3 separate regions of the Homo sapiens genome follow, and regions 2 and 3 are each linked to region 1. A link is an interaction called in ENCODE POLR2A ChIA-PET data of the cell type or tissue named here. Cell type or tissue: B cell. All regions are shown on one strand. Each heading gives the region's core, and the rest is flanking DNA. Links, peaks and the distances in the headings are about the cores only. Region 1 overlaps LOC105371082 (a long non-coding RNA gene). Region 2 overlaps CLEC16A (C-type lectin domain containing 16A). Region 3 overlaps CLEC16A (C-type lectin domain containing 16A).

Region 1 (10,378 bases), core at 1,398-9,397:
TCATAGCTCACTGCAGCCTCAGTCTCCCAGACTCAAGTGATCCTCCCACCTTAGCTGCCCAAGTAGCTGGGACTACAGGTGCACGCCACCTCATTTTTGGTAGCTAACTTTTTGTTTTTATTTATAATAGAGACAAGGTCTCGCTGTGTTGCCCAGGCTGGTCTCGAATTCCTAAGCTCAAGTAATCTTCCCACCTTAGCCTCCCGAAGTGCTGGGATTACAGGCATGAGCCACCGCGCCCAGCCCTCTTTTCTTTTCTTTCTTTCTGAGAGGGAGTCTCGCTCTGTCACCCAGGCTGTAGTGCACTGTCTTGACTGCCTCAGCCTCCGGAGTTGCTGGGACTACAGGCACGCACCACCATACCCAGCTAATTTTTGTATTTTTAGTAGAGACGAGGTTTTACCATGTTGGCCAGGTTGGTCTTGAACTCCTGACCTCAAGTGATCTACCCACCTTGGCCTCCCAAAGTGCTGGGGTTATACGTGTGAGCCACTGCGCCCGAACCTCTTTTCTTTATGAGTTACTTAGCCTCAGGTATTCCTTTATAGCAACAAAAGTGGACTAACACCATATACAAAAGCCAGTGAACACATGAAAAGATGCTCAATATCATTAGTCACTAGGGAAATGCAAAAAAGCACTAAGCTGAATTCGAACCTGGGTCTGCCTGACTCCACAGACCTGGGCTCCTGGGTCTGCTCCCTTCCTGTCCCCACACCTGTCCACACCTTCTAAGGGCCACTCTAGGGAGCTGAAGCAGCCAGGCCTCCCAGGAGTGTCATGGCCATGGTGGGGCTGGAGATGATGAGATTCAGTCTTGGTGAAATCTAAAAACTCGATGGCCAGTATCCCTACACAAACAGTCCTGGTCTGTCTGGGGTTGCTGCTGGATCCCAAAACAATGCCTGGGGCATAGCTGTTCAGTACATATTTACTGAATGAATGGACGAATGACAGGGTTATGGCTTGAGAAGAGTAACAAGTCAGGTTCCCAGGGAAGCCCACGGACGAGTGAGCAGGTTTATTGGGGAGTGCTCTTGGAGGCAGCACCTGCGTGGGAGTGAGGTCAGCAGGACCAGGCAGAGGAGTTGAGCTGCGATGCAGATGCAGTCGCAACAAAGGCCTCAGTCATCCCTGGGGAAAGTTCTGGAGCTCAAGTAGCACAGCAGAGCTGTCCTGCCTGGGGAAAAGGGGGCCGGGCTTTTGTACTCCATATTCACCAGTCTTTGGAGGTGTGCTGACCCGTGGGGTAGGGGGTCTAGGGGGCCATGCCCAGAGAGGGACTCAGCTGGGCACAAACCATCAGCCACCAGCTCTCCCAGCAGCTGGGGAGTGACTGCCTCTGTGTAGAAGGGGGACCCGGGCACACACCAGTGTCCACTACAGCAGGCATTTGGTCCTCTCTCTCCTTGGGCTCAGTTTAACTCAGCTGCATGTAGTTACCACCAACATCCATTCATTCATTCAACAAACATGTGGTAAGCACCTACTATATGCCAGATGCCATGCCAGCCCGTGGCTATGGAAACGTACACGGCAGATGCAGCCCCTGCCAAAGGAAGCAATAGTCAAGTGGGGCGACAGACACAGAAACAGACACCACAAGATCACATCACTGCTTTCATCTCCTACTCACTGCTTTGCTGTTCGTAGACATGCCAGGTAAGCTGCCTCAGGACCTTTGCTCATACCGCATCTTTGATATCCATTGTATAACTGATACTGACAGCTCGTCTCAACTCATATTAAGCCACCATTCAAGTGCTCAGTCACCCCATGTGGCTTGTGGCTTCTGTATTACAGCAGCTCTGAGTCGGGGAAGGCAGGGGCTTTTTTCTGTTGGCTACAGGTCCCTGGACATGAATTATCCACATTTTCCTCGACTTTTCAATAAACCAAGAAGGAGACCTGCTCCGTCACTGGCAGGACTGTGCACTCCCTGTGGAAACATCTGTTTGCAGCCCCCCACCATGTCCTTGTCATTAATTTCATTAAAAATTATCTTAAGATAGAGTCTTGCTCTGTGGCCCAAGCTGGAGTGCAGTGGCATGATCATAGCTCACTGCAGCCTCGACTTCCTGGGCCCAGGTAGTCCTCCTGCCTCAGCCTACTGAGTAGCAGGGACCACAGCTGCATGCCACCACACCTGGCTAATTTTTAAATTATTTGTAAACATGGGGTCATCACTAGCTGCCCAGACTCGTCTCAAACTCTGGGGCTCAAGCGATCCTCCTTCCCTACTCTCCCAAAGTGCTGAGATTACAGGTTTGAGCCACTGCGCCTGGCGAAAGTTAGCTTTAATTCAGCACTTACTGTGTGCCTGACACTGTTTTAAGTCTTTGCATAAATTATCTTTTTTTTTGGGGGGGGGCGGACAGAGTATCGCTCTTGTCGCCCAGGCTGGAGTGCAATGGCGCAATCTTGGCTCACTGCAACCTCCTTGTTCCGGGTTCAAGCAATTCTCCTGCCTCAGCCTCCCAAGTAGCTGGGATTACAGGCATCTGCCACCACGCCCAGCTAATTTTTTTGTATTTTTAGTAGAGACAGGGTTTCACCATGTTGGCCAGGCTGATCTGGAACTCTCGGCCTCCCAAAGAGCTGGGATTATAGGTGTGAACCACCATGCCTGGACACGTAACCTCATTTAAGCCTCCTGATCACTCTGTACAGCAGATACAATGATTGTACCCATTTTACAGATGAAGAAACTGAGGTTCAGAGAAGTCAAAGAATGTGCTCAAAATCACACAGCTTGTGCAGGGAAGAACCTGATATGAAACCCTGGCAGGCTGGCTCCAGAGCCTGTGTTCCTAATGTGTTAGGAATGTGTTCTCACTCATTCACACTCAGTCATTCAACAAACACTGGCTACTGGATCAAGGTGGAGGTACATGGGGCTGGCAAGTCAGGAGCTCTGGAGCCAACTGTTTCTCTGCCACTGCCTGGTTGAGTGGCCTTGGGCAAGACACTGTCCCTCTCTGAGCCTCACTTTCCCCTTCTGTGGAATAAAGGGACTGGACCATCCTAACTCATGTTTTTTCTACAGAGAGGACCTCTGTCTACAGCCAGACTTGATAATGAATTCCCCAGGAGTCCAACCTCTGGCCCTAAAAAGGGGGTTCAAGGAAATCCTCATACCCCACCTCTTTCAACAGCACTGGCCAATGGCCCCCATGCTGCAGGTAAAAACATGGCCAAAGATATGGATGAAACAAAATCCAATCCAGCCAGGCACGGTGGCTCACGCCTGTAATCCCAGCACTTTGGGAGGCCGAGACGGGCGGATCACGAAGTCAGGAGATCGAGACCATCCTGGCTAACACGGTGAAACCCCGTCCCTACTAAAAATACAAAAAAAATAGCCGGGCATGGTGGTGGGCGCCTGGAGTCCCAGCTACTCGGGAGGCTGAGGCAGGAGAATAGTGTGAACCTGGGAGGCGGAGTTTGCAGTGAGCCGAGATTGCGCCACTGTACTCCAGCCTGGGCGACAGAGCGAGACTCCGTCTCAAAAAAAAAAAAAAAAAGAAAAAGAAAAAAAAATTCCAACCCAAAAACAAAAGGCAACATTTATTGAGCACTTACTCTGTGCCTTATGTGTCTCATTCATCCTCACAATAACCCAATGGAGTTGGCACTGTTCTTATACCCATTTTACAGAAGTGGGAGATTGAGGTCTACAGAGATTTAACTTACCCAGGTCAAACAGAGCAGAATCACATCCGCTCACCATACAACCCAGCGTTTCCACTTCTGGGTGTCTAACCTAGAGAAATAAAAACTTAGATTCAAGGCTGAGTGTGGCATCTCACGCCTGTAGTCCTAGAACTTTGGGAGGTCGAGGTGGGAGGATCACTTAACCCCTGAGGTCAAGGGGGCAGTGAGCTATGATCACACTACTGCACTCCAGCCTGGGCAACACAGCAAGACCCTATGTCAAAAAGAAAAGAAAACTTACATTCACACAAAAACCTATACATAGATGTTGAGGGCAGTCTATTCATCATCACCCCAAACTGGAGACAACCCAATTTAACAGAGGAATTTAACAAGCTGTGGTACATCCACACCATAAACTACTACTCAGCAGTGAAAAGGTGTGGACTACCGATACAACCAGCAACTTGGATGAATCTCAAATACTTGGTGTTGGGCAAAAGAAGCCAGACCCAAAAGTACACATCTACAGGATTCCATTCATCTGACATTTGGGCATAGCTACAACTCTAGGGACAGAAAACAGACCAGTGATTGTCAGGGGCTGGGAGCAGGGGAGGGGATGATGACAAAAGGGTAGCAAGTGGGAATTTTTTGGAGGGATGAAATTATTTTGTGTACTGGTTGTGGTGGTGGTTAGATGACTCTCAGCTGTGTCAAAATTTAGAGAATGGGGGGCTGGGCGCAGTGGCTCACACCTGTAACCCCAGCACTTTGGGAGGCTGAGGTGGGTGGATCACTTGAGGTCAAGAGTTCGAGATTAGCCTGGCCAACATGGCAAAACCCTGTCTCTTCCAAAAAATACAAAACTTAGCCAGGCATGGTGGTGGACACATGTAGTCCCAGCTACTTAGGAGGCTAAGGTGGGAGAATCGCTTGAACCTGGGAGGCGGAGGTAGCAATGAGCTGAGATCATGCCACTACACTCCAGCCCGGTCAACAGAGTGAGTCTCTGCATTAAAAAAAAAAAAAAAAAAAAATATATATATATATATATATATACACACACACATATATATAGAATGGCACATACATACCCAGAACAGAATCCCAGCCCCGTGCAAATGACAACTTGTCACAGGTGGTGGCCCAGCTGGAAAATATTTGTTTCTTCTTCAGGGACTTCAGTCAAGAAAGCCCAGTAGTACCTAAGTTAACTACCAAGGAGAAGAGGGAGTAGAGAATGACTGCTTAATGGATACAGAGTTTCCTTTGGGAATGATGAAAATGTTTTCCAACTAAAGAGAGGTGGTAGTTGCACAACGCTGTAAATGTACTAAGCACCACTGAATTGTTCATTTCAAATTAGTTAATTTTATGTTACGTGAATTTCACTTCCATTTATTAAAAATAGGTTCCAGGCCAGGCTCACGCCTATAATCCCAACATTTTGGGAGGCCAAAGCGGGAGGATCGCTTGAGCCCAGGAGTTCAAGACCAGGCTGGGTAACAGGGAGACCCCCGTCTCTACAAAAAATTAAAAAATTAGCTGGGCATGGTGTTGTGTGCCTGTAGTCCCAGCTACTTGGGAGGCTGAGGTGGTAGGATCACTTGAGCCTAGGAAGTCGAGGCTGCAGTGAGCTGTGATCATGCCACTGCACTGCAGCTTGGATGACAGAGCAAGACCCTGTCTCTAAAAAAAATAAGTAAATAAAAAAGGTTCGACTCCCCCCTCAAAAATAGTATCCAGGGATAACTGTGCCCTAAATCTACCCCCAAGAAATTCAGGCCCTTTGAGAGGTTAAGTAACTTACTCAATGCCTCACAGCCAGGAAGAGGTTGACCCTGAAATCAGCCTGCCTCCAAAGCTCCAGTTCTTTCTACTGGAGACGGGAGAAAATGGGTTAAATATCACTCATCCCTTTCTCTCCAGGGAATTCCTCAGGAATTCCTTTCCCCTGGAGCAGTGTGACTTTATTTACATAAAAACTCTTCCAGGGACAGAAACAAGAAATGCAGACCAGTACCAGTATATTGTTGTACCTGTAACAGACCCTTTTTCTCAAAATAACCGCAATTCTGTGAAAGTGGAAGTGTTCTAGAAAATCGAGACAGAGCATCACTCCACGTGTTTGCACAGAAAGAAACAAACCTTCTGAGCAGTGCGCTGAATCCAAACGCCTGATTTCACAGGGAAGGAAGGAAAAGCGGGGTACATGAGACGTTGAAATGCACCCCCCAGGGCAGTAGGGGCATTTTTTTGAGTGAGTTTGGGATGGGGTTAGGTGGGAGGCAGGGGGATGGACAAAATGAACACCTGCCAAAGCCCCAAAGCAGTTTCTCCAACCCAGAATGCCCTGACCACCAGTGAGGGGTAGTTTCCCAACTGTCCTGGTATGAGGTTTTCTGGGGGGCCTGACCTTCATTCGAAGTTCAATGAAGCACACAGCGCCCCTGCATCAGAGATTGCTTCTGAGGGACTCAAACCTCAGCCTTGCAAAACAGCGACACTTGAGTGAACCCAGCTGGAGACAAAGGAAGTGTGAGTCAGCCCAAGAATTTCTTTTAAAAGGCCGAGTGAAGGAGGCCACAGCTGCTGAACTGGAAGACAGAATTTGCATGAGCCTGGGGCTAGGCTCTGGGCACCAACCTCCGGATGTCCTCAGGGATCTGTGAGCAGAGAGGCCTGGCTGCAAAGGGTCTGGAGGACGGCCCTTCTGCTAAGGTGTCCGCTCCCAAGGCAGAGGGCTTGGGGGAGCTGGAGGAGGCTGGGTTCCAGGAGGGGTGGCCAGGTAAGTCCTTGGGCCAGTAGGGAAGAAGTCCAACTGTGTACAAACGTTACCTCTGAGCCACACCACTACCCTGCCAGGAGGTTTGATGTGGTCCCATTTTACAGAGGGGAAGACTGAGTCTGATTTCTTCACTCAACAAGTGCTCACTGAATGCCTGGGATGCAGCGGTGAACAAAACCAACAAAAGACCCTGCTTTTATGGAGTTTATAATCTGGTGAAGGATGGGGAGAGAGCAAGAGACAATTTCGGGTGCTAAGCACATGCAGATGAAGAAAATAAACCAGGAGGGGTGGGGAGAGGGGCTTATCTGCACAGGCTCCCTCAGCTGAGACCTGAATGACAGAAGGGGCTGGTGGGCTGGGGAAGGGCCACTCCCACCAGAGGGAATGGCGAATGCTAAGGCCCTGCAGCGGGAGCGACCCTGTGTGTATGAGGAACAGAAAGGCCAGTATGGGTGCGCAGTGATGGGGGAGCAGTCAGTGATGCAGTCAAGAGGTCGGTGAGGCAAGATCAGGTAGAGACTCACAGGCCACTTAAAGGAATTTGGATTTTGCTTTAAATGTACCAGGAATGCGCATTTTTGAGGGGAGGGGTGGGGAGAGACAGAGAGAGGAGGCTGGGCACAGTGGCTCACATCTGTAATCTCAGCACTTTAGGATGCCAAAGTGGGAGGATCACTTGAGGTCAGGAAACCAGCCTGGCCAACATGTCAAAACCCCGTCTCTACCAAAAATACAAAAATTAGCCGGGCGTGGTAGTGGGTGGCCTATAAACCCATCTACTTGAGAGGCTGGGGCAGGAGAATCACTTGAGCCCGGGAGGTGGTTGCACTCCAGCCTGCGCAACAGAGGGAGATTCCATCTCAAAAAAAAAAAAAGAGAGAGAGAAAGAGAAAGAGAGAGACATGACCTGATTTTCGTTTTCAGTAGACGCCCCTGGCCGCCGCGTGGAGACTGGGCTGTGGGGGCAGAGGAGTGGAGAGACTAGCCAGGAGGCTGCAGCTGCGGTTTCACTCTACTCCCCACGGCCCGATGAGGGGAGACAAAGACAGAACTCAAGGATGGACTTGGTTTGGGACTTGAGCGACTGGGTCCATGCAGGTGTCCTTGCCTGAGGCAAGGATGGTTTGAGCCAGGGCACCCAGCCGGAGCTGGCTAGACTCCCTTTCTCCCGTGCCGCCCACCCCACAGAAGGCCCGGAGCGTTCATGCTGGCATTCAGGGACCTCCACACCCCTCCCTCCTCTTGCCTCTCCATTTTGACCTCACGCTGCTCCCCATGGCCACAGAGCTCTTGTCTCTCTCTCCTGACATGCCATGCTCAGTCCCAGCTCCAGACCTTTGCTCACGCTGCTCCTGCCTGAGGGCCCTTCCTCCTCCCTTGGCCTGAGTGGAGGCCTGAGAAGGGCTTTATAGAGCAGTGGCTCTCAAGCTAGCACCTGCCTGGATTTGAATTCCAGCACGACCACCTCCTAGCATGTGATCCTAAGCACGTTCCTTAACAGGACTCAATTTCTTCATCTGCCAAGTAAGAGTGAAAATATAAGTGCTGACCATGTGGGGTAGTTGCAGGATTAAAGAAGAAGCACTCATTCGTTTCACTCTGGGAACAAGAGAAATGTCAACCTGGTTAGCCAGTGTTACTTCCTAGTGGCACAGAAATGGCATGAGGGACTGGGCACGGGGGCCCACGCCTGTAATCCCAGCACTTTGGGAGGCTGAGGTGGGAGGATTACTTGAGCTCAGGAATTCGAGACCAGCCTGGGCAACACAGGGAAACCCTGTTTCTAGAAAAAATTAAAAAATTAGCCAGGTGTGGTGGTGCACACCTGTGGTCCCAGCTACTCTGGAGGCTGAGGTGGGAGGATCACTTGAGCCTGAGAGGTTGAAGCTGCAGTAAGTGGTGATTGCACCACTGCACTCCACCTGGGCAACACAGCAAGACCCTGTCTCAAAAAATAAAATATAAAATAAAAAATTTTTTAAAGCCTGGAGAAGCAACCGCTCTTTACTATCGCATATGGCTATATGGAAAGGGAAAAGGCTCTGGCCCACCGGGAGGGCTGTCTCCTTCATGGCCAAGTCTCCAGAGCCTCCCAGTGTCTACCCACTGGACAGAGGAACGGCCACAAGCACGCAATCATCCCTGCCCCCTGCAAGGACTTCCTACTCAGCTTTTACAGGAAGGGACTCGAAGCCAAGAGTGACACAGTGGATACACCATGGGTGGTTCCTTCCCAAGTCTTTCTGGCCAGCAGGGCCCTGGTGACATCTGAGATACTGGGTAGAGACTCATGTTTCGCTTGAAATGCAACAGGGACTCTTTGGAGGGTTTTCAGAGAGACAGAGGAGAGGCGTGATCTGATTTTCACCTTCAGTAGAATGAAAGTGAACCCACATTTCCCAGGGCAGCTCTACCCTGGCCAGTCCCAGTAATGTGACTTCCCTCAGACTCCCATGGGTGGCTTCATGCCGCAGATGCCAGGGATGGTGGGGCCTGCGGCCAGCTGGGGGCCGGGTGTCCTGCCTTCACCTACATCCCCTCTACACCCTGCAACCAGAGGCTTGAAAAGGGGAAGCCATAAGTCAGATCAAGCCTAGGCTGTGGTGCCCACTGCCACTGCTGTGGGATGTCTGCTGGAAGATGAGACCATGAGGTTTACAGGAATTGGAGCCTCTGACTAGCACTGAATGTGAAAGCAAAACTCACACGCATGCACACTCAGGCTATTGCAGACACAAGCAGACACATGGCGGCACATTCACTCCCATACACATAAGCATATATACACGCACATACACACACATGCATGTGTGTGCATGACTGCATACACAGGTGTGCATACACTCATCCACTCATGCATACACTCTGAGGCGCAGGCACACATACGCATGCACACAGACACAAAGGCTCCCAGACCCCTCTCACGTAGTCTGCCCACTTGCAACCGTAGGCTTGCTCTCCCTGGACCTCAGACCCACTCACATTCCCAGCTCCTGCCAAGAGATACACCCATTTTCCACCAGTGGAAACACACACACTCACACACACCCAAGAGCCCAGGACCATGGCCTCCAAGCAGCCCTGCACACACAAGAGAGCTGCTTGTACATGGGCACTGTCCCACAAGCCTGCCAGACCGCATGGTTGTGCACACATGCACACAAGCGCACACCAATATCCCTTCTCTCTCTTTCTCTCTCTGAGTTCACAGAGGTCAGCCTCAGAAACACAGAGAACACCTTGCTCAGGCCACTTTGACTGCAGCCAGTGGCACTTTCCGGGCCCCTTGCTGCCCCAGCCTTACCCGGCATCAAAGTCTACACTCCTGGATTTCACTGGAGTGTGCCCTCGGCCTGGAACACCCTTCTGCCTGCTCTTCCCCCTGTCCCAACATGCCAAATCGCCAGCTCTCCCCTGCCCATCCAACCAGGAAGCTCCCAGCAGTTACAGGGCACTAAAGTGTGGAGGTCCTGGGCCAGCTTGTGCTCCTCCATAAAAGTCTTAACCTCTCTGGACCTCAGAATCCTCATTACTAAAATGAAGTTCATTATTAGCATCAGACAAACCTTATTTCCTTGAGAAGGGTTTCATGTCCAGCCAAGCACATAGTAGGGGCTCAGGAAAAAAGCTCATTAAAAGAATAACAATGGGCCTGGCATGGTGGCTCACACGTGTAATCCCAGCATTTTGGAAGACCAAGGAGGGAGGACTGCTTGAGCCCGGGAGTTCAAGATCAGCCTGGGCAACATAGTGAGACTCTGTCTCTGTAAATAAAATAAAGTAAAATAAAATAGGCCGGGCACAGTGGCTCACACCTGTAATCCCAGCCCTTTGGGAGGCCAAGGCGGGTGGATCCCTTGAGGTCATGAGTCTGAGACCAGGCTGGCCAACATGGTAAAACTCTATCTCTACCAAAAACACAAAAAATAG
Region 2 (10,378 bases), core at 1,032-9,031, 380 kb after region 1:
GTGGTGAGTTGCGGGACCCCTCACTGATTCTGGGTGTGTCACTTTTCCACCGCTTACCAGCTATGTGACCTTGAGCAAAAAAGGGGACACCAACAGGGCCTCTACCATGGGGTGGGTGGGAAACTTAGGTGGACCATCTCATCAGGAGCTCAGCCCTGTGCCTGGTCATCAGTAAACATGGTAACTGGGAGCCCTCAGGGACTCCCCCAGGGCACAGGCCTTCTGTTCATGTCAAATCTAACCACCAGACATGTTCTCCTTCCTTTGGGAAAATAATCAGACACAACCTGAAGGAAAATTACCCATGACATTTTCAGGTTTTCTAGAGACACTCATTTCCATAACTTCCCCATTTTTGGCTTGCATTTCTATAGTGCTTCAAGGGCATTTTTTTTTTTTTTTTACAGCTAGACAGAGATAGATATCTAGGCAAGATCAAATTAGCGTCAAATCCTGACATCATCCAGAATGACTCATAGTATACATTTAGAAAAACATTCAAAGAAGAATAATCAAAGAACAGCAATCATTAGAAACCCTTACTCAAATACAGAGCTGTCATTTTGATCTCCCCAGATCAGGATCTCAGTGATGGAACGGATGGTCTCCACTAGCAGGTTCCGGTTCTGTTCTGTGACTGTGGTGTTTTTGGTCAAAACGTGGTACAGATACCTGAGAGAAATGAGAGAAAAGGAAATTAAAGGTTACCAACTGAAATGCAAGCCAAGTTCCATGACCATTAGCAATATTTTGGAGACAATGCAGCAATGCTTTTTCAGGTTTGGGTAATGCAATTTCCCATTCAGATTAGATGTAACTCACAACCCCAGAAAAATAGCAGACAATGCTTTGAAGGGTTAAACCAAGGACACACCAACCCAGACGGAGACAAGAAAATCGTCAAACCCTTGAAGTCAACTACTCTCAAACTGCAGTGTGCAAGAGAACCACCCGGAGAACTGAATCAAGTGGGGGCTCCTGGAGCCCCCTCGGAAATTCAGATTCAGCAGGACTGAGAGAAGAGCAAGTAGCCACCTGTTTCATATGCTTCCCATCATGTTGATGCCTTCAGAGCAAGTGGGGACATACAGCTCAGGCTGGATGCCTAACACGGGGCCTGCAGCCAGGCTAATGTTGAGGTTTAGAGAGATGGAGCCACAGCTTAGGAAGGCTGGGTCCCACAGCAGTTGCTGGGACAAAAATCACATGCAATTCCCCTTGGAATGCTCACAATCCTTCTCAAGTGCAGTGAGCCCATCAGAACTTATGGCTCAAATGATCTGGGTGGTTTGCAGCCCAAGGGCAATGGTCTTATTTGCTGAGAACAGATTGTTAAATTCACTGAGTTAAATGGGCTGGCTGGGAGCGGTGGCTCATGCCTGTAATCCCAGCACTTTGGGAGGCCAAGGTGGGTGGATCACCTGAGGTCAGGAGCTCAAGACCAGCCTGGTCAACATGGCGAAACCCTGTCTCTACTAAAAATACAAACATTAGCTGGGTGTGGTGGCGAAGTCTGTAATCCCAGCTACTCTGGAAGCTGAGGCAGGGAGAATTGCTTGAACCTGGGAGGTGGAGGTTGCAGTGAGCCGAGATCACACCATTGCACTCCAGCCTGGGTGACAGAGCGAGAGTCTAAATAAATAAATAAATAAATAAATAAGGGCTGCAGAGGCTATGGTGCTGTACTTCATCTACCCAAACAGGCCTGAATGCCAGGTGCTGGAGCTGAGACAGGTAGACACCTTCCAGTCCTCAAGGCCTCTTTGCTGGTGGGGGAGACCAAAAGAATCACCGAGGCCAGTCCTGAGCAGCGCGGGGACCAGAAGCCTAGCTGGATGCCCTGGGAGTGCCACCGGGCACGGCTTTTAAGATGGCTTCTCCAGGGCCCACAGCCCCAGGTAACTTCACCTGTCAAGGGAGCTCAGGCTTGAGAAGGAAAAGCAGACACCAAGAGGAAGTGACTCAGGAAAAGGGCCCTCCTCTCCTGATTTCTTTTATGGCTAACTTCAGTTTTCAGGGCTGGGGGTCTGGTGAGAGCAAGGAAGGAAACGTCTAGATAGGATTGTCCCATCTACAATCTCTAAAAACGGGTAAGACATAAAGAGGAAGCAGCCTGAAGATGAAACAATAAAGAACAATCTGCTATTTAAAGGGGCTAGGGTTTATTTACGAATACTGTTTGTTATGCTTTAAAGACCTAGTATAATCAAGCATTTAATTAATTTATTAGAAATTGCATGTAATTTTTAATATGCAGTAATTAGAAGAGCCCTCAAAAAACACAAATCCTCAACCACTTGTACCCAAATCTACCAAAAGGCTGCGGGAGGGGGCATGGGCCCAGTTTCCCTCTATAATTAGGTAACTCAAACAGCACTTGAACCACCCTGGGATGAATCATTGGAGGACCCACTCCCAAATCTACATCTTCATCTTGCCTCAAGTGCATCTTCCCCAAGAGTTTCAAACGGCAGAGTTTTCCAAACTGCAGTTCCCAGGCATCCTGCATCAGAATCACCTTTGTAAGTTGTCCCAGACCCATTGAATTGGACTTTTGGTGCAGGGCCCCAATCCCACTGAAGTCTGACAGTCACCGCACCACTCCAGCTGTGGCCATCAGTGACACTCTCCACGCAGGCCCCCATGTGCCTGACACCCTGCCAGTGACAAGACATCGTTGGCAATATGGGAGAAGGGCAGATTCTCCCTCCTCTCTTCTGTGTACATCTATTAGCATCACACATCATACTCCTGGTCAATGGGAGACGGTGGCTTAGGTGGGTGGGTCTGCTCTGAAGATCCCCAACAAGAAGAAGAAATTTTAAATTCTTTAGGACCACATGACTTCAATTGATGGGGCTTTCTGCTTAGAATGCCCTTGCTGTCCTTGTCATCCAGCAAACTTTTACATTTCAAAACCCAGCTCGGGCATCTCTTGGTAAAGCGTTCCCCATGCCCCCCTCCCAGGTGGATTTAATTGTTCCCTCCTCACTGGCACCTCTGTACCCACACATATTTGCTACTGCACAGCCCACCCTCATTTGCAAAGATCTGCCTCCCATACTAGACCTGAGCTCCTCAAGGTCAGCACCATCACCTTATTGATCTTGCTGACCCCAATACACTCCAAATGTCTGATACACAGCAGGTGTTCAATAAATGCTGAATGGGGCAGGGGATGGTCTTTGTAAACATAACTTAGATCAAAGCATACACGACTGAACATAGCCAGGGATCCAAACGCCAGACACGGCAAGTGACAGCACAGAGCTCTGGTGAAGAGGTCAGGCTTCGGAGTCTGGCAGACAGACTTGGGCTTGACCTTTGGCCCTGCCACCTCCTAACTGTGGCCTTGGACAAGGCGCTTCACCTCTCTGCAGCTCAGATTCTACACAGTGGTGGGAACAGTCAAGGCTTCCTCACTGGGTTGTTCCAGAGAGGCAACGTGACCATGCACAGAAAGAGCCAAGCACAGCGCCTGGCACAGAGCAAGGGCTCAACAGAAGCAGGCTTGGCTGCCATGGTGATTAGATTATGGTCATTGTGGTGGGGGCCGTTATTCACATTATTACTACATTATCTAAGGAATATTCCAGGAAGGTAGAAAAGAGATCAGGCTAGATTCAAACAGGGAAAGAGGGCTTCAGGGCAGGAGTCGTGATGGGAAGGTTCAGCGAAACCAGAGCAGGAAGTAGAGAAAGTCTGGTATTTCCTGAGAGGCACTAGAGTATATGGTTAATTACAAACACTGGTATAATTAGAACATAGGGTTAATCACAGACACTGGAATGCCTGGGTCTGAGCACACCTCCATCACTTATTAGCTGGGTGATCCTGAGCAGGTTACTTTCCCTCTGTGCACCTCAGTTGTCTCACCAGTAAAATGTAAACAGCAATGGTACCTGAATACTTTAGTATCTACCTATTTTGGTGGTGTTGGGAGATAACAGATAACTAACTTGGCAGTTACTATGTATGATACAAGTGCTAGCTATTGTTATTGTTGCCCTTATTAAATAATTTCTGGGGGAAAAAGACCTAGTAACTACCAGAAGGCCCTTATAGGCAGAGAGGGCAGGGCGGTAAGTCCTGAAAAAAAGATTCTAGGAGCCCCCACGTGCCTGGTTCTCTGCGAGGGCTTCATGTGACCTACAGACTCACAGTAACCTGAAGATGTGCACACTGTTGCCACTGCACAGGACAAGACAGCAAGTGAGGTTTGGCGACGTTCAGTAGCTCGCCCACAGACCTGTGGCCAGGAAGAAAGGTCTGAGAACTCCATTTGTTTCTTGGCCTCTCAATACTTGGTGTTCTTTGCCCTGGTCGGTGGCGCCATCTGCTGGGTATGCAGTGATATTGCGTGGGGGCTTTCTTCCAGTAGTGAAACCGGGTGCCTGTTCATATATGTTTATGGACTGTTTGAATATCTTCTTTTGTGAGGTGCCTGTGCAAGTCTTTTGCCCATTTTTTTTTTTTTGAGACGGAGTCTTGCTCTGTCGCCCAGGCTGGAGTGCAGTGGTGCGATCTCCACTCACTGCAAGCTCTGCCTCCTGGGTTCACGCCATTTCCCTGCCTCAGCCTTCCGAATAGCTGGGACTACAGGCGCCCGCCAGCACGCTCGGCTAATTGTTTTGTATTTTTAGTAGACATGGGGTTTCACTGTATTAGCCAGGATGGTCTCGATCTCCTGACCTCGTGATCCACGTACCTCAGCCTCCCAAAGTGTTTGGATTACAGGCGTGAGCCACCGCGCCTAGCCTGCCCATTTTTAAAATTAGGCTGTGTGGCTTTTTCTTGCTTTTCTTTATATACTCTGACCACAAACCCTTTACTGGAGATAAATATTGCAAATACTTTCTCTGATGGTGGCTTACCTTTTCGTTCCCTTTATACTGGGTCTTTAGATGAGTAGAGGTTCTTAATTTTAATGTAGTTCAATTTATTAATCTTTCCCTTGGATGGTGTTTCTTGTATCAAGCTTAAGAGGTTCTTACCTACCCCAAGGTTATAAGGAAATGCTTTTTACTTCTAACAAAGTTACTGTTTTACTCTTCGCATTCTGACTTTGAGTACATCTGGAACTGATTTCTGTGTAGGATATGAGGTACTGGCCAAAATTAAGTTTTTCTATATGGAAATCTACTTGACCCAGCACCATTTACAGAAAAGGCCCTCACTTCTCTACTGCACTCCAGCGCCACCATTGTCATTAATCAGGTGACTACCCATGTGGGTCTCATTCTGGATACTCCAGTTTCATTGATCTATTTGTCTATCCTTGTATCAAGACCATACTGTCTGATTACTGCAGTTTTACAGTAAATCTTGCCATATAGTAATTAAGTCTTCCAACTTCTTTCCTTCTGTTTTTCAATATTGCCTATTCTTGGCCCTTTTAATCTCCATATACATTCAAAAATCACCTTCTTCATTTCCACAAAAATACGTGCTAAAATTTTCTTAGACTTGCCCTACATCTATGGCTAAATTTGGAGAGAACTGACATATTTACAATAGTGTAACATTCTGATATTTACAGCATTTGTTTCCATGCTCACTTGACAGGAATCTTGCAGATCTATTGTTAGAGTTGCTGCTAGGTAGTCGACATTTTTTTATGCTATTGTAAATGATATTGTTTCAAATATTCATTTTCTAAATGTCTTTTGCTGGTATACAGAAATACTCAGTAGACTGCAAGCTCCAAAGCTCAATGAGGGTTACACCTTCACCTTGCTCGTCTTTCTGTCCCACAATGCCCTGGCACACCGTTTTACACAGTGTTTTAGGAAGAGATGCTCAATATACATTTGCTTGAATGTAATGGGGGGAAAGGCTGAATGGATTAAGATTTAATGTTTTAATGGTGTATCTAATTCCAGGGCTTTGGAAGATTAGGTAATTCAACCACCTCAGAGATATAAACATTTTAATAACTTTTTGTTGTTGTTGTCATTTTCTGAGATGGAGTCTTGCTCTGTCATCAGGCTGGAGTGCAGTGGCGTGATCTTGGCTCACTGCGGCCTCCGCCTCTTAGGTTCAGGCGATTCTCCTACCTCAGATTCCCAGGTAGCTGAGTTTATAGGCGCAGGCCACCATGCCCAGCTAATTTTTGTACTTTTAGTAGAGATGGGGTTTAGCCATGTTGGCCAGGCTGGTCTTGAACTCCAGACCTCAACTGATCTGCCTGCCTCGGCTTCCCAAAGTGCTGGGATTACAGGTGTGAGCCAACTCACCCGGCCCATTTTAATAAAACCTTCTGATTATAAATGTAACATTCACTTTAGAGAAGTAGGAAACTTTGACAACAATGAAAGAGAAACGGCAACCGTGGTGCCTAGAGATGACTGCTGCTGGAGTTGCAATCTATTTCCTCGGGTCTTTTTCTTTGCTATGGATATTTACATAGTTGAGGTCATGTTGCATTATCCATTTCAGTGCCAATCTTATTTCCCACCTCAGCTAAAACAAAAGCACTTTTTTTGGTTATTGACAACTGTTTGCAAATATCTGTAATGGCTACACAGTATGACACTGAAAGGACAAGCACAGTAGCAACTCTTTTGAAGGGCATTAAGATTCCTAATTGTGTGAGTGATAACAATGTTGCTATGACCATCTTTGTATGGAAAGCTGTGTCTTTATCTCAGAAAAGTTTCAAAGGACAGAATAATTACCTTGCTACTTAACGGCAGCAAATTAAAATGTTTCTCTTACAATGATAACCACTGTTAGAATGACAACGTGTTTTCTCAAACTATGTATGTACCTCAGTAAAACAGATGAAGCTTCCTATTACTGCCAGTCTCTGTCTGAGTGCTTCGTTTAATCCCAGAAACAATCGACCCTTTGGGGATGATGCTCTGGGAGCTGAGGCATCTGCCCAGGGCCCTGGTGCAGCACAGGAGGTGCCTAGGTTACAACCAGGCAGACTGAACTCCAGACCCCATGATTACAACCCTTCTAGGACTACAGAAATGCAAACAATGAAGTAAGCAACAATTTTATTGGCCAAGAATTTACATGAGGTTATGAATGCCTAACACACAAAAAATAAATTAAAAAAACACCAAATAGATAAACCAAAAAGGCATGAAAATACTATCAGATCTTATGGAAAGTCCTTATAAAAGGCTCTAACTCCCATTTGTCTGGAAAAGAGCCAGTATTCTCATATCCCCAGCAGGAGCTCTGCAGATGCAGTCTCAATATCCGAGCTTTGCCTGTTAGCTAACTCTCCACCGACAGATGAGCTTCAGAGTTTGAAATGCCTGGAGAAGAGAAACTGTAACCAACACACTCGAGGTGCATCACCAAGGATGACAGACGTAAACAAATCTGGCCTCAATAGCCTCTGCTTTCTCAAGAGTCACTAATTTCACAGGTTAAACCACTACAGTTAATAATGCCCCATATCCTTCAAAAATTAGCAATTCAGTCCATTTCAGAGACAGGAATACTAGGTCCAAGTTCATTTCAGTGACAGCATTTTCTGCACGTGCTATGCCTTGCACCATAATGAGCTTATTAGGATGCTCCTCCTTCAAGATTTTGAAATGTACATTTGCAAGGTGGGGCATGAGAAAGGATAAGCAGAATGATAGGAGGTCTGGGGGTTAGAAATTTACCCCCCAATGTCCACACAGCTCCAAATAACAATGTCTCAGGTGTGGTAGAGGGATGGGAGACACAGAGCCTGTATCTGTCTGGCCTGTTCAGCACTCGGGCAGAGGCCCTGCAGACGTTCCCCAGTGTGTCCCACTCTGTGCCCTGAAAACCACCATCTGGTCAGTGTTCAGCCTTCTGGCCAGCAGGACAAGGAGAAGCTTCACGGAGGGTGGAATCAGGCTAGAGGATTAGAGAAGGTGTTCACAGGCTGTGCTTCCCCTGGTGAATCATCCCCCAAAGATGTCAAACAGGGCCGGCAAGTGAGGCTGGGCCGGGGATGTGTAGGGTATAGGCAGGGCTATACCCTAGCTTTCTTTAGGGCTTTAGCCCTAGAGAAAGTCATGGCTGTGGCACAGGTGCTGTGACTAAACTGGGGAGAACAAGCAGTTGTTGGGAAAAGACTGGCCTTTTCTGAAAACAGAGGTCTGCCTCTCGTTCATCCTGTGACAAATATTTGTTGATTGCTTACTATCTGCCACGTCCTGTGCTGGCATACCAGTACCCAGCTGAACAAGCCATACAGGCTTTCATGATTCTTATGTTCAAATTGGGAGAAAACAACAAAAAAGATATGTAACAAAGGAAGACAATGTCTGATAGCCAAAGGACAGGAACCCCGGCCAGCTTCCTGAGGGTCTAACTCAAGGCCGAGATGAAACTTTAAGAACGCACAGGAGCTAACAGCCGACCCACTCTTTGGCGATGAGAAGTATATAATAATGTGTTAACTGTGTGGGACAGTGTGAACAGGCACAGAAGAAGTTAGAGAAGACAGCAAAACTCTTGTTGGCTGAAGTCACCAGGGCAATTTTTAGGGAAGAACTGGCATTTTCGGGATAGAGCTAGGGATTTGGATGGGCAGGAGGAAAAGAGCAGGGGACCTCAAGTGGGCAGGCGAGGTATGTGTGTGAGTGGACCACCAACAGGAGATACACCTGGATGACAGCAGCTGCTACCGTAACTCACCAGGGGACGGCAGCAGAGCCCCTGCTCCCCGCCCCACCAACACATGTGGAGGCCCACCTCCAGTCTGCCCCTCATCCAATCCATTCTGCCAGCTTCAGCCAGACCACAGCCTTTCTGTAGTTAAAAAACCTTCAGTGGCTCCCTACTGTTCTCACTCATAGTCTGAATTCCTTAAAGTGATTTACAGGGCCCCAGGGGACCTGGCCTCTGGAGACTGCCAAGCATGGCTCTGAGCTTGGGTCCTCACTTCCTCTTCACCCAGTGAACACTCCCCTGCTGAACCACGTGAGTTCTGCCAATGTGCACTGCTCCCCTTGCCCCACTAGGCTTTCTCAAATGCCTTTTCCTCTGCCTGAAACATCCTTCCTTCCACCTGACACCCCGCTGCCTGGTAACAACGACTCACCCCGTTGGTCTCCATTTAAACAGCGTCTGCCTAACAAGGATGTTCCTAACTCCCTGTGCTCCCAAACTAGATGGTGGGAAGGCCTGGAAGAACTTAGACGTGACATAGTGGGAGCCTAGGACCCATAATATGTGGCATGGTGAAGACGATATTTTAAGAAAATCAACATGGCAATATTGTACCCCAAGCTCTAACACTGTCAGTGCCACCTTAGCCAAAACTTGAAAGCACCAAGAGTAGGTGTGCGTCTGTCTACCTGCCATGGATCCATTCTCCGCCTTCTTTGGGCAATAACCCCTGATTCTCCCATGGGGAACCACTCTTTTCTCTCATTCTTTTCCACTAGCTTGAGTGGAGCTAATCCCACTCTTGCTCCAGGGAAGGGAATATGAGTGAGGAATGGCCAATCAGATCCCCCTATACCTTTGGCCAGAGTGACAGTTCAGGGGTGGCATGAGACCTTGCTGGTCCAGGGATACTCAATCTCAATTCTGGACTTCTGCTGGCAATATTGAGAAAAGAAGCTCTCTTTTTCCTCAGGAATGCTAAGCTGATATGATGTAAGCCTGCAGCCTGCCTGAAAATGACACCAACAGGAAAAAGGTAGAGCTGAAAGGTGGAAAAAGGCCGATTTCTGACGGCTCCAAACACCTGGATTCAGCCATGGTTTAGCGGGGACAGACCATTCAGTGACATGAGCTATTCAATCCATTTGAGGCTTAAGGCAATTCTAGCTGGGTTTCTGTCACTGGAACCAAAAATCTTGACCCCCACACAAAGTGGACCAGAATGAAGGCCACAATACAAAAACGACCAATTTCTACCAGCCGCAGACTTGCAGTCCCTGGTAAAGATGATGTTTCAGTAGCAATCAAACGATTCCATCACTCAGGCTTCCGCTTGGTGGTGGACATTTGTCAGTCAATGTCACAGCCTTGCCACTAATCTGGACAATAAACCACCCATGGTGTGTAGCAAATAACCTCTTGACTACTTCAATCTGCCTGAGCTAAATCACTAACTCAGTTCAGCAGACAGAGACCACAGGTATGAAGTTTTCTACCATTTAGCAAAAGTAAAACCCTAACAGGAAAATTCCTTTCCAGTTTGCAAGCTGGGAGTGTTACAAAGAATAATGAAGCTAAAAACAGTTTCCAGCTCTCTGTGCTATCTTCTCAACCTTTCTGTAAATCTCAAACTGTTCTAAAAAAGTAAAGTCTAGGCCGGGTGCAGTGGCTCATGCCTGTAATCCCAGCACTTTGGGAGGTCAAGGAGGGCAGATCACAAGGTCAGGAGATCGAGACCATCCTGGCTAACACGGTGAAACCCCGTCTCTAC
Region 3 (10,378 bases), core at 875-8,874, 320 kb after region 1:
GGCACATATAAATGTACACTTTGTATATGTACATACATAGATTTCCTAGCTTTCTCCACTGAAAGGGCCAAACTGCAAAGATACCTCAGTAGCGATGAGCACATCCAGTGCCCAAATCTTGGCCTCTAATACCCCTGCCCATGGACAGGAGCCAGAGAAATGGTTAATTCCAAGGACAGGCAGAGGAGGTACTAGATGAACACAGAACACCATGTTATGCCAGAAAGTGTAAGTGACTGCTCAAAAAATCACCAGGCAAGCACATGACAGCCAGCTTGAAAGGGTTCCTGCAGGCCAACTCTGGGACAATTTAAGCACCAAAATAATTAAATACAGTAATGCACTATAAACCATTAGAAAATTGGAATCCATGAGTCCACACCAATAAGAGATAAATAAATAAATGAGAAGAAGGGAAAGGTCTTGCTTACAACAGAATGCCAAGGGCTGACTTTTAAACACAGAGAGAATGTTGAACGTGGAAAATCATCTTTTCCTGCCCATTACGATAGTGACTGAACCAGGCAAGAATCATCAACAAATGTCAAATCTAAGGGGGAATTTTAACAAGGGGCTGAATATCTGTATGATCCCAAAGTGTCTCCCTGTGGACTGCTTATTAGTTGGGAAGAAAAGGAAGGTCATTACACAATACAGAAACTGGGCAACACCTTAGTCATGTGACCAAAACGAACATCACCCAAGAGGGACAGAAGGACATCATGTGCCTCCAGATGTGACACCCTGAGAAGTGCATGACATCACCCATGCCGTGTTCCAGCCAAGAACGCATAATCTCAGTCTAATCACAAGGACACATCACACAAAGACAAAATGAAGGACGTTTTATTAGAACAAAAAAAGGAGGAGGTTCTGTATTCCTCAAAAAAAAGTCAATGTCGCAAAAGAGAAAGAGATCGTGGAAATGTTCCGGAGTAAAGGAGGCTGGAGGCGTGACAACGGAAGGCACCACCCGCCTCTGGATTGGACCTTGCACTGGAGGAGAGAATATGCTAGAAAGACATTATTAGGCCAATACAACAAGAACACAGCAGGAGAATACTATGAATTTGACAGCTGTGCTGTGCTCATGAATGAGAACACCTTAATCTTAGCAAATGCTCATGATGCTTCAGGAGGAAAGGGGCACGATGAATGTGCGTGGGGTGTGTGGGGCGGGTGTGCAGACAGAGAAAATACAATAGGAAAGTAAATGGTATGAAATGTTACAGGGGTAAACTGGGTAAAGGGTAAACAGGTGTTCTTTATACTATTTTTGGCTTTGCACCTTTTGTAAATTTGAAATTATTTTCAAATAAAAAGTTTGGGAAAATTACCATAAGCATAAAACCAGTATAAATAGAAAGCAACTACAAAAATATACATGATGAATAAACAAAAAGGTGCTAGGGCCTGTTGTGTGCATTGAGAAAGGGAGATGAAAGGGAGATTCATGTTTATGAAAGAGGTATTCAAGTACTAAATACCTGTCACAGCAAATATGCAGGCTCCCCCACCCACCCTATCCCCTGCCATGGAGATAATCATTTAGAATTAGAGCTCTTGCACCATCTTCTTTTTTTTTAAGAAACAAGGTCTCACTCTGTCACCCCGGCTGGAGTGTGTGGCACGATCACAGTTCACTGTAGCTTCAACCTCCTGGGCTCAAGGGATCCTTCCACCTCAGCCTCCAGAGTAGCTGGGACTACAGGCACACACCGCTGTGACTGGCTAGTTTTTTATTTTTTGTACAGACAGGGGTCTCCCTATGTTGCCTGGCTGGTCTTGAACTTCTGGGCTCAGGTGATCCTCTTGTGTTGGCCTCCCGAAGTGCTGGGATTACAGGTGTGAGCCACTGCGCCTGGCCACCATATTCTTTAAGGCTCTCCCTGTACCATCTAAAACCATCTCTATATTCTGCAGTGGTAGAAATACTTATGTACCCTCAACTCTGCATGTTAAGGCAGGGGAAACTGAAGTACCAAGGCATTAGTCTCTGCCCCAGGCTACTGTGGGCTCTTTTCTTTGCACTGCCCCCTTAAGTTGTGGAAATGAGTGCCTGCACAGTATCAGTTCCCATGCCAGGCAGCATGGCCCGTCATGTCCAACACTCCAGCGCCTAGCCTTGTAGGTGGTACGGCGCCATCACACAACTGAAGTTTCCCGCCTCTAGGAGCTGAGTAATGTGATTACCATCCCACAGCTCATGAGGCTGCAAAGCTGGGAGCAGGAACTCAAATCTCCAACTCATTTTGCTTTGGCCAGTACCACCCAGACCCTCTGCAGCCTCTATCAATTCTACAAAAGCCTCAAAGGCAGGAATGGATTTGTATACCCATGTTTATAGCGGCATTATTCCCAATAGCCAAAAGTGGAAGCAATCCAAGTGTCCATCAACAGAGGAGTGGATAAAGAAATGTAGTCCAGCCATATAACGGAATTATTATTCAGCCTAAAAAAAAGAAAGAGAAGGAAATCCCCAGCACATGCTACAACATGAATGAACCTTGAAGACTTTATGCTAAGTGATGCAAGCCAGGCACAAAAGACAATACTGTATGATTCCATTTGAATAAACGACCTAGAGCAGTCAAACCCATAAAGACAGAACATCAAAGGGTGGGGTGGGGAGTTATTAAATGGGCACAGTTTTGGTTTTACAAGATGAAAAATGAAAAGCATTCTGAAGACAGATGGTGGTGATGGTTATACAACGTGAATGTACTTTTTTATTTTTTTTGAGACAGAGTCTCGCTCTGCTGCCCAGGCTGGAGTGCAGTGGCGCGATCTCGGCTCACTGCAAGCTCCGCCTCCCGGGTTCACGCCATTCTCCTGCCTCAGCCTCCCGAGTAGCTGGGACTACAGGTGCCCGCCACCACGCCTGGCTAGTTTTTTTTTTTTTTTTTTTTTTTAGTAGAGACGGGGTGTCACTGTGTTGGCCAGGAGGGTCTCGATCTCCTGACCTTGTGATCTGCCCACCTCGGCCTCCCAAAGTGCTGGGATTACAGGCGTGAACCACCGCACCCAGCCGAATGTACTTAACACTACTGAAATGTGCACTTAGAAATGATTCAGATGGTAAATTTTGTTATACGTATTTTACCATAAGTTTAAAAAAAGGAAAAAAAAAGGGAGCAGGGAAGGCCACATCTTTCCACTTGTTGTCCAACTAGTGCCTATGTGGGGAGGCACTGGTGTGGGCCAGGAGAGTCCTGAGGGCCCTCAGCACCCAAGGACGTCCACTTCTGCCTCTCTAAATGACAGCTCTGGCCAGATTCTTGAGCTTCCCTGATACTCTGACACACTCATTTTTCAAATTACAGCAATAATTTAACAACTCGCCCGGGCTGATGTCCATTCGAATCTGATTAGTATTTGGTAAATGAAGTGCTTTTCAGGGAAATGGCAGGCATGGCCTCCCAATAGTCTTTGACTTCACAAATTCAAGGATTTTCTCAGTTGCCCTCTGTGTTCCATATTCCAGCGATCACAGCAAGGACAGACTGAAAAAAGATGGCAAGAGGGGAATAAGACCTTCAAAGGAAGGCTAAGGGGAAAGATGCCTGGCTGGTTACCTAGGATATAAGGGACAGCCTGCATGTAATTGGCTGGCTTTTTAGCAGAATTTCAAGAAGCAAACAGCCCCTGACAACGACCGAGAGTGTGTGCGCTAAGTGCTCTAAGTACTGGGGGCAGCCCTTCCTTTGTTTTTTTATTATCTTCTACTGCCCAGCAGGAGATTGAGTTGAGAACTGTTTTCGGGAAGTTGCTCTTCAGAGGCTTTGTCCTAATTCACCTCTAATTCTCCTCCTTATCCCAGTTAAGCCCATCTGAAAACCTGACAGCCCCACAACATCTCTCTACTGCAGCGCCTGGGCCTGCTGATCCTTCTTCTCCCTCTCTTCCCACCATTACACACACACATACATACAAACACACTCACTCTCACACACATACTCACCTGCACACTCACTAAGCTCACTTACTAGCTGTAGAAATTAACAGAGAAACGGGTCCCACAGAAACGTGCTTGGTGCCCAAGTGGAGGTCATGCAACCACACTCAAATTGCTGTTCGAGCGCCTCACTCTGCCCTCCACCTTGGCCAGGGTTCGTAGAAAGCTCCTGTGTCACATGCTGAACGCTACAGTGTTGATGTTCTCACTTATGACAATCTGAGGCCCAGGCATTAGGAAGTCCCCTCTATAGGTGGAGAAGTGCAGAGAGGGCAATTACTTGCCCAGAGCCACACAGCTGTTCAGGGGCAGAGCTGGGATTCAGATCTCAACTCTCCGATAGTCAGTCCCTGGCTTGCCCCAACCAAGACACTGCCAGGCCTGGGGCTGGCTCTAATTTTGAAAGAGGAGCTGGAAATGAGGCCAGGTTTCATCCCATTTCAGTAGAGACTTCCAAAAGAAAAAGAAAAAGGCAAGATGGGTCTCTAAACTCCCAGGTACCCTCTCAAACCCAGCTAACCTGGCAGGTTCAAAGGCCTATCATCTTTACTTCATGCCCTTGCTGGAATTTCAACAAATGAGTAGGCTTTGAAGGTGAGTCCGGGCAATTACTTTTTCCATAGGCAAAAAAACAGTAGTCCAGCCCTATTTTTACATGAGGAGTTTGAAGGATTCAGTCCCTAGGATATGCTTATTAAGTTACTGCTCTAAGTAAATTCCAAAAGAGATAACTGTCCTTTCAGACTCAAGGGCAAGCTAAAAAACAAGCACGTACCCTAGGAAGTCTGCCTTCCTGGGCAGAGTGAATGCTTCTTTGCCTACAGGGACGATGATATCCTTCTTTTTTTAGTATTTAATTTCTGCAAATTTAGGGGCCCTGTGATTTCTTGGTTGCAGAATGAGTCACCCATTACTTGGGACCTGAGGCAGAGCAAATTCCTCTGTAGACTGGGGAAGGGAGTGGATGGGTTAGGGGTGCACATTCATTTCACACAACTTCCTTGTCTGAGCTTAAATCTGGAGGAGGTGTGAATTCTGGGTGCTGCATTTATAAAAAATAACAACAACAACAACAAAACAATACACACTAATGCCATATCCAAATTGGGTCATGGCAAAACTGTGCCTCGTGACCACATGCCTTTTTTACTCCTGTATTTTCCCCGTCTTTTAAAGTCAAAATTTCACTACTAAAATGGGATTGGCAGGGTATGCAGAGGCAGAGTGTCAGCATCTCTTTCCTTAAGAGTCACCATGTCCATCTGTCGATAAGTCCGTGGATCTAGGGACAATGAAAGGAGCTTCTAGAGAAGAAATAATGTGGAAGAGAAAAGAGCCGCATGTCTATCTCAAAATAGGATGGCAGAAGATGGCCTTGAGAGAGAAGGGGAGTACCCAGAAATACAGTGTGACTTTCTAGGGGGAAATCTGCTATTTCTGCTGGCCCAGCATCCCTGCCCCTTGCTTCTGATAAACGCATCTCATTTTTTACTGAGGGAGCCACTGTAGCATAGATTTGTCATGCGGGCCAGGCCAATCGGTCCAGAATATCTCTGGGGGTGGGAAGAGGACCCAAGTCAGGCCCACAGTACCCACAAGCATTGGCCCCAGGACTTCAGTGGCAGCCACTGGGAAGGAGAAGCCCCCTCTCCACTTGCTGGCCAAGCTGGGACGATGTGAGCGCACCTGGGCCCAGCCCTGTCCAAGCTTCCCAGGAACATGAACAATAAACACCCTCTTTGCTTAAGCCAGTCTGAGTTGGATTTCTAAATCTTGCAATCGCAAATATCAACGTATCTTCACTTAAAAAAAAAAAAAGTCATCATGTGAATTATATTTTCTATATTCAGAAATTTCCAGACAGGAACAATGAGGTCCAGAGCTTCAAGAGGCCATCCAAGACACACAATAAACCTAGATGCTGAGACATGACTGCGAGTCAGATCTCGCATCTTCTAGGCACTGCCCAGCATCTACACTGTTCTCTGGTATGCAATGTGAATGAAGAAATGTGCCTGACACCCTTCCGACTCACAGGAATTAACAGCTGTGCAGTTTCATCCAAACACAGATACCGTCTAAGGAGAGAACACCCACCAACTGCACCTTCACATTTACAAATAATCAAGAGAGCAAATATATAATTCAGAAAGCTCCAGAATACAAGTGCTGTTGCCTGGCAGGACCGGTCTATGAAAGTTGTATGTATTTATGGTGAGCTGAGTGACAAAATGACAGATCCATCATATTTTGAAATGACTAATGTGCTCAAGAAATTAGGAGGGCATCAAAATTGCACAGGTCATTGAGAGCCATGTGTGACTGAGCCCTGAAGCACCAACTGTTCAAGCAAAGCCTCTGGGGAGATTCCTGGGTCCTGTGTGGCACGATCTGGCTAAGTAACCACCTGGAAAACAGGCTTTTGGACGTGGCAGAAATTCGTTCCCTTGTACCCTGCCCAGGGCAGCTGGGCACAGCTTCCAGGAGCCCCTACTCTAATTCAAGCAGTTCAAGCTGAAACAGCAGCCTGCAGAACTGGCCTGAAGCCCCTGTGTGCCAGGACTGGGCTGGCTGGCTGACTAATTTGATTGTGATTTTGGGGCTAAGCCTGTCTGATCCACACCACTGTTAGTCACAGCTGAGGCCTGGTTAGAGAGCATCCTTAAAAGGACTGGAATGAAAGAGGTAGCATCTTTCCAAAACAAAATCGATGAGAACACAATGCACAAAATGAGGTGAAGATGTCCATTTCTCCCCCAGTGTGGCAACAGAACAACTAAACCTAGGGATTAGGCAGACATTTTTCTTCAGCATTAACAACAAAATAATCAGAATGACCCCAATAAGCAAATTAGCATGGCTTACCTTGGGTTTGGCCTTCCCCTCCCCACCACAGTGATATTTATTGGCAAAGGCTTCCCAGGCCAAAAATGAATTCCTAAACCAAAACACCTATTGCACACTTTAAACAGAAATAAGAGGAGGCTGGAGATCTCAACCATAAAAAGAGGTCTCGGTGGCACCAGAGAGACATTTTGGTTACGCTTGTTGAAATGTGATCATGGTATTCACTGACAACTGCCAAGAAAGTCATGATGGAGCAAGCAAGGTGGTGGCGGAGGCATTCTTTGGCTGCAGAATCTCAGGCAACTCCCAAAAGCAAATGAGCTCCCAGTCACTGAACGAGTGGCTCTGTGTTACAGCTTCAGATGCCCTGGACTGGGAAGCTCACGCAGTCCTTGCTGACAGGGCTGTGGAGAGGTGGTTTCAGAGCAGCCACTGTGAGCCCAAGGCCCAGGAGGAGGGCTCACAGGAAGTGTTCCCCACACCCACAGAGACTGCAACCAGACTGCTGAGGAGATGCCAAGTTCATTCCAGAAAGTGTGGCCAGACCTTCCTGAGAAGAGCCCCAGCTCCACTTCTACCAAGTATCAAGCTCCCCATCACTTCCCGCTGCCCCCAGCCCCAGTGCCCAGGACGACGGGCAGAGACCCCAGCTGTGTGGCTGTGAGCCTGGCCCATGACACAAGCAATAGGGCAGTTCCATTCTGCTTAATCCCAAGAGTAAATGATCTCCAATTCAAGAAGGTTTTAGCATCTCAACGAGAGGGAGGTGAAAAATTGACCAGAATTCCCAAAAAGGGCAAAAGGAGGAATGAATGATTTTGCTTACAGAGCACATACGTACTACACACGAGTGCACCTCATTCTAAACAGACAGGACTTAAAAAACCTTAACGTAAGAATTGAGAGAATTATATTTGATTTTTCAGTATTTTAAAAATACTAAACACTTTTTTTTTTTTTTTTTTTGTAGAGACAGGATCTCGTCATGTTGGTGAGGCTGGTCTCAAGCTCCTGGGCTCAAGTGATCCTCCCACCTTGGCTTCCCAAAGTGCTGGGATTAAGGTGTGAGCCACTGCACTCGGCCTACAAGCATATCATTTCATTAAACACAAATCCTCTTTCTTCCCGCAGTGCACAGGATGCAAATCATAACCCCAGGTTATTGGGAATAATTATATCAGTAATAAGGATAAAGATAATAATAATTCCATGCTGCTCCTACTGTCATAATAATGACGAACACTTCTGCAGCATCGAAGCCTTTGCAGCATTTAGAATGGGCCAGGCACTGTTTGGAGCACATTGCACATATTCGCTCATTTAATTCTTGTATGAACACTACAAAGTAGGTACTATTTGTTACCCTCCTTTAATAGGTGAGGAAAACTGGCCCCAGGTCACCCATCCCATGAGGGCGGGACTTGCCCTGGACCTGCATATGACATACACCTACAGCAGCCTCCGAGTGGCAGGGCTGTATAGAATGAGGTACGCCAGTGTGAGGTAGGAATCGAATCACTGGCTGGACACTGTGGGGAGCAGAAGTCTGGGTGGAGAGGGCACAGGTGGCAGCCTCGCTGGCGGGCTGGCTGGCGGCGCAGGCACAGGGCGGCGTTCATGGGGACACTCACCTTCACTCTCCCCACTCGTCTTGATGCCTTTTGAACCACCCTCTGTACCTTTAGCCTTCTCGGCGTCTTCTTGGGCATCCTCGGTGGGCCCTTTCTCCTCATCTTCTTCTTCCCCAACGTTTTTGTAGTTGGGTCTCTTTTGCACCCGCCTCTTGCCCTTGTGCTTGTTCATCTCAAGGGACCGCTCGAGTGTCTCGGTGGGTTTAATGAAGCACCGAATGCTGGGCTTGGCCTAGGAAAGTCCAACGAAGGCAACAGGTGAATTTGAACACTAGAATCCTGCTGGATGCTATCAAGTTGCCCAAAAGTTTCTGTCCTAAGAAACTCATCTCCAAAAGAAACCATTATATCATAAGATAGCTGCACTCGCATGCTTACTGCGGGACTATTCACAATAGCAAAGACATGGAATCGGCCTAAGTGTCCACCAACAGAGGACTAGATAAAGAAGATGACATGTATACACACGATGGCATAGTATTCAGCACTAAAAAAGAAGGAAATCATGTATTTTGCAGCAACATGGGGACGATTATCTTAAGTGAAATAACTCAGACACTTACTGCATATTCTCATAAGCAGGAGCTAAATAACATGTGCACATGGCAGCAGAGTGTGGGATGATGGACAATGAGACTGGGAGGGGTGGTGGACTTGGAGGGGGTGGATGATGGGAGGGTGTTTGGTGGGTCCAGTGCGCATTACTCCAGTGATGGATGCAATGAAGGTCCTGACTTCACCACAATGCAATACATCAATGTGGCAACACTGCCATTTTACCCCATGAACACAGACAATAAAAACATATTTTAATAAAGAGAAATTAATCTCCAAAACAAATGCCACCTCCAGATCTATTATTATGCCCATTATTAACATCATCATCAAATAATCAAAACAACAGTGCCAGCTACCATTTACTGTCTACTGCCCTAAGTCAGAAATGGTGCACTTTACCAGCAGCAGCTCTACACTCCCCAAATATTAGCTGTTTGTGTAAGGAGAACTTCTGATGAACACTTCTGTGGTACTTTCTTATGTGTCAGATGCTGTTCTCAGGCTCTGACTATATGATCTCACTTGAACTTTATAGCAACTGCATGAGATATTACTGTGTCATCCTCATTTTACAGGTGAAGAAACTGAAGCACAGAGACAGAAAAGGATCTGCCCGAGGTCACACAGCCAGGAGGTGGCAGAGCCGGGATTCAAAACCACGTACCAGCCACACAAGCTGTGTCTTAGCTACAGCCCACTGATATTATTATTAATTTTAACCCAAATAAGTTCATTTTAAACAAAACTATCACTACAGGCAATGGAACACTAGCGTGCCTTGCTATTATATTAAACATAAATAACCAGAAAGAAAAAGCCAGGTGTAGTGGGTGTTGTCAAATTCTGGCTCTCATTAGAAAGGGAGCCTAGTAAGTATCAGCAATAAGTCAAAGATCAGCTCGCCCCAGAGGACAAAGTTCTTCCTTTAAAAAGTCAGAGATGGCCGGGTGTGGTGGCTCACCTCTCTAATCCCAGCACTTTGCGGGGCTGAGGTGGGAGGGATTGCTTGAGGCTGGGAGGTCAAGGCTTCAGTGAGCGAGATCGTGCCACTACACTCCATCCAGCCTGGGCGACAGAATGAGGCTAGTGTCAACTGTGGTTCATGCTTCATATTAGTATATCTCAGTCTTTATAACAACCATAATATATAGGAATTATCAGTCCCATTTTTATCATTGAGAAAATAGAGGAGCAGAAAGGTTAAATAACTTGCCCAATGTCACACAGCTACTGAGTTGGAGTCAGAATTTGAATTGGGGCTTACTGGGGCTTGCCAATTCCAAAGCTCACACTCTTCCTAAAAGAACAGTGTTTCACCAGGAGCTAAAACTTAATTCTACATTTAATGCTCTTTAAAGAGGAAGGCCAGGCACATGGCTCACACCTG

The links. ChIA-PET counts read pairs that join two places held together with the same protein. Peaks named below come from ENCODE experiments on the same cell type or tissue, not always from the same donor. Only the 100,000 strongest peaks of a DNase experiment are listed, where the experiment ranks them.
Region 2: POLR2A ChIA-PET joins it to region 1 with 5 read pairs; 3 of 35 experiments call an interaction of 5 or more read pairs at or near these places.
Region 3: POLR2A ChIA-PET joins it to region 1 with 5 read pairs; 3 of 35 experiments call an interaction of 5 or more read pairs at or near these places.

The regions. Positions count from the first base shown.
Region 1 is chr16:11,324,538-11,334,915 of GRCh38, reverse strand. All of the region lies in intron 1 of LOC105371082 (a long non-coding RNA gene), which reads right to left. Among named protein-coding and RNA genes, the nearest start is that of RMI2, 16 kb to the left of the region's middle. RefSeq lists enhancers at 5,453-6,232, 6,291-6,340, 7,231-7,290, 7,351-7,420, 7,511-7,570 and 1 more. In B cell, for the core only: no CTCF peak of the experiment used is centred there; DNase peaks (open chromatin) are centred at 5,825, 6,205, 6,965, 7,335 and 1 weaker place; H3K4me3 peaks cover 2,713 bases; H3K27ac peaks cover 3,174 bases.
Region 2 is chr16:10,948,076-10,958,453 of GRCh38, reverse strand. It overlaps CLEC16A (C-type lectin domain containing 16A), which reads right to left. Exons shown (of 24, transcript NM_015226.3): 2 at 544-672. Among named protein-coding and RNA genes, the nearest start is that of CLEC16A, 8.7 kb to the right of the region's middle. RefSeq lists enhancers at 4,407-4,476, 8,741-8,890. In B cell, for the core only: CTCF peaks have their summits at 4,140, 4,340 (motif pointing left) and 8,980; DNase peaks (open chromatin) are centred at 1,880, 4,333 and 8,893; H3K4me3 peaks cover 651 bases; H3K27ac peaks cover 1,013 bases.
Region 3 is chr16:11,001,361-11,011,738 of GRCh38, reverse strand. It overlaps CLEC16A (C-type lectin domain containing 16A), which reads right to left. Exons shown (of 24, transcript NM_015226.3): 11 at 8,434-8,665. Among named protein-coding and RNA genes, the nearest start is that of CLEC16A, 62 kb to the right of the region's middle. RefSeq lists an enhancer at 3,362-4,066 and a silencer at 5,543-5,779. In B cell, for the core only: no CTCF peak of the experiment used is centred there; no DNase peak of the experiment used is centred there.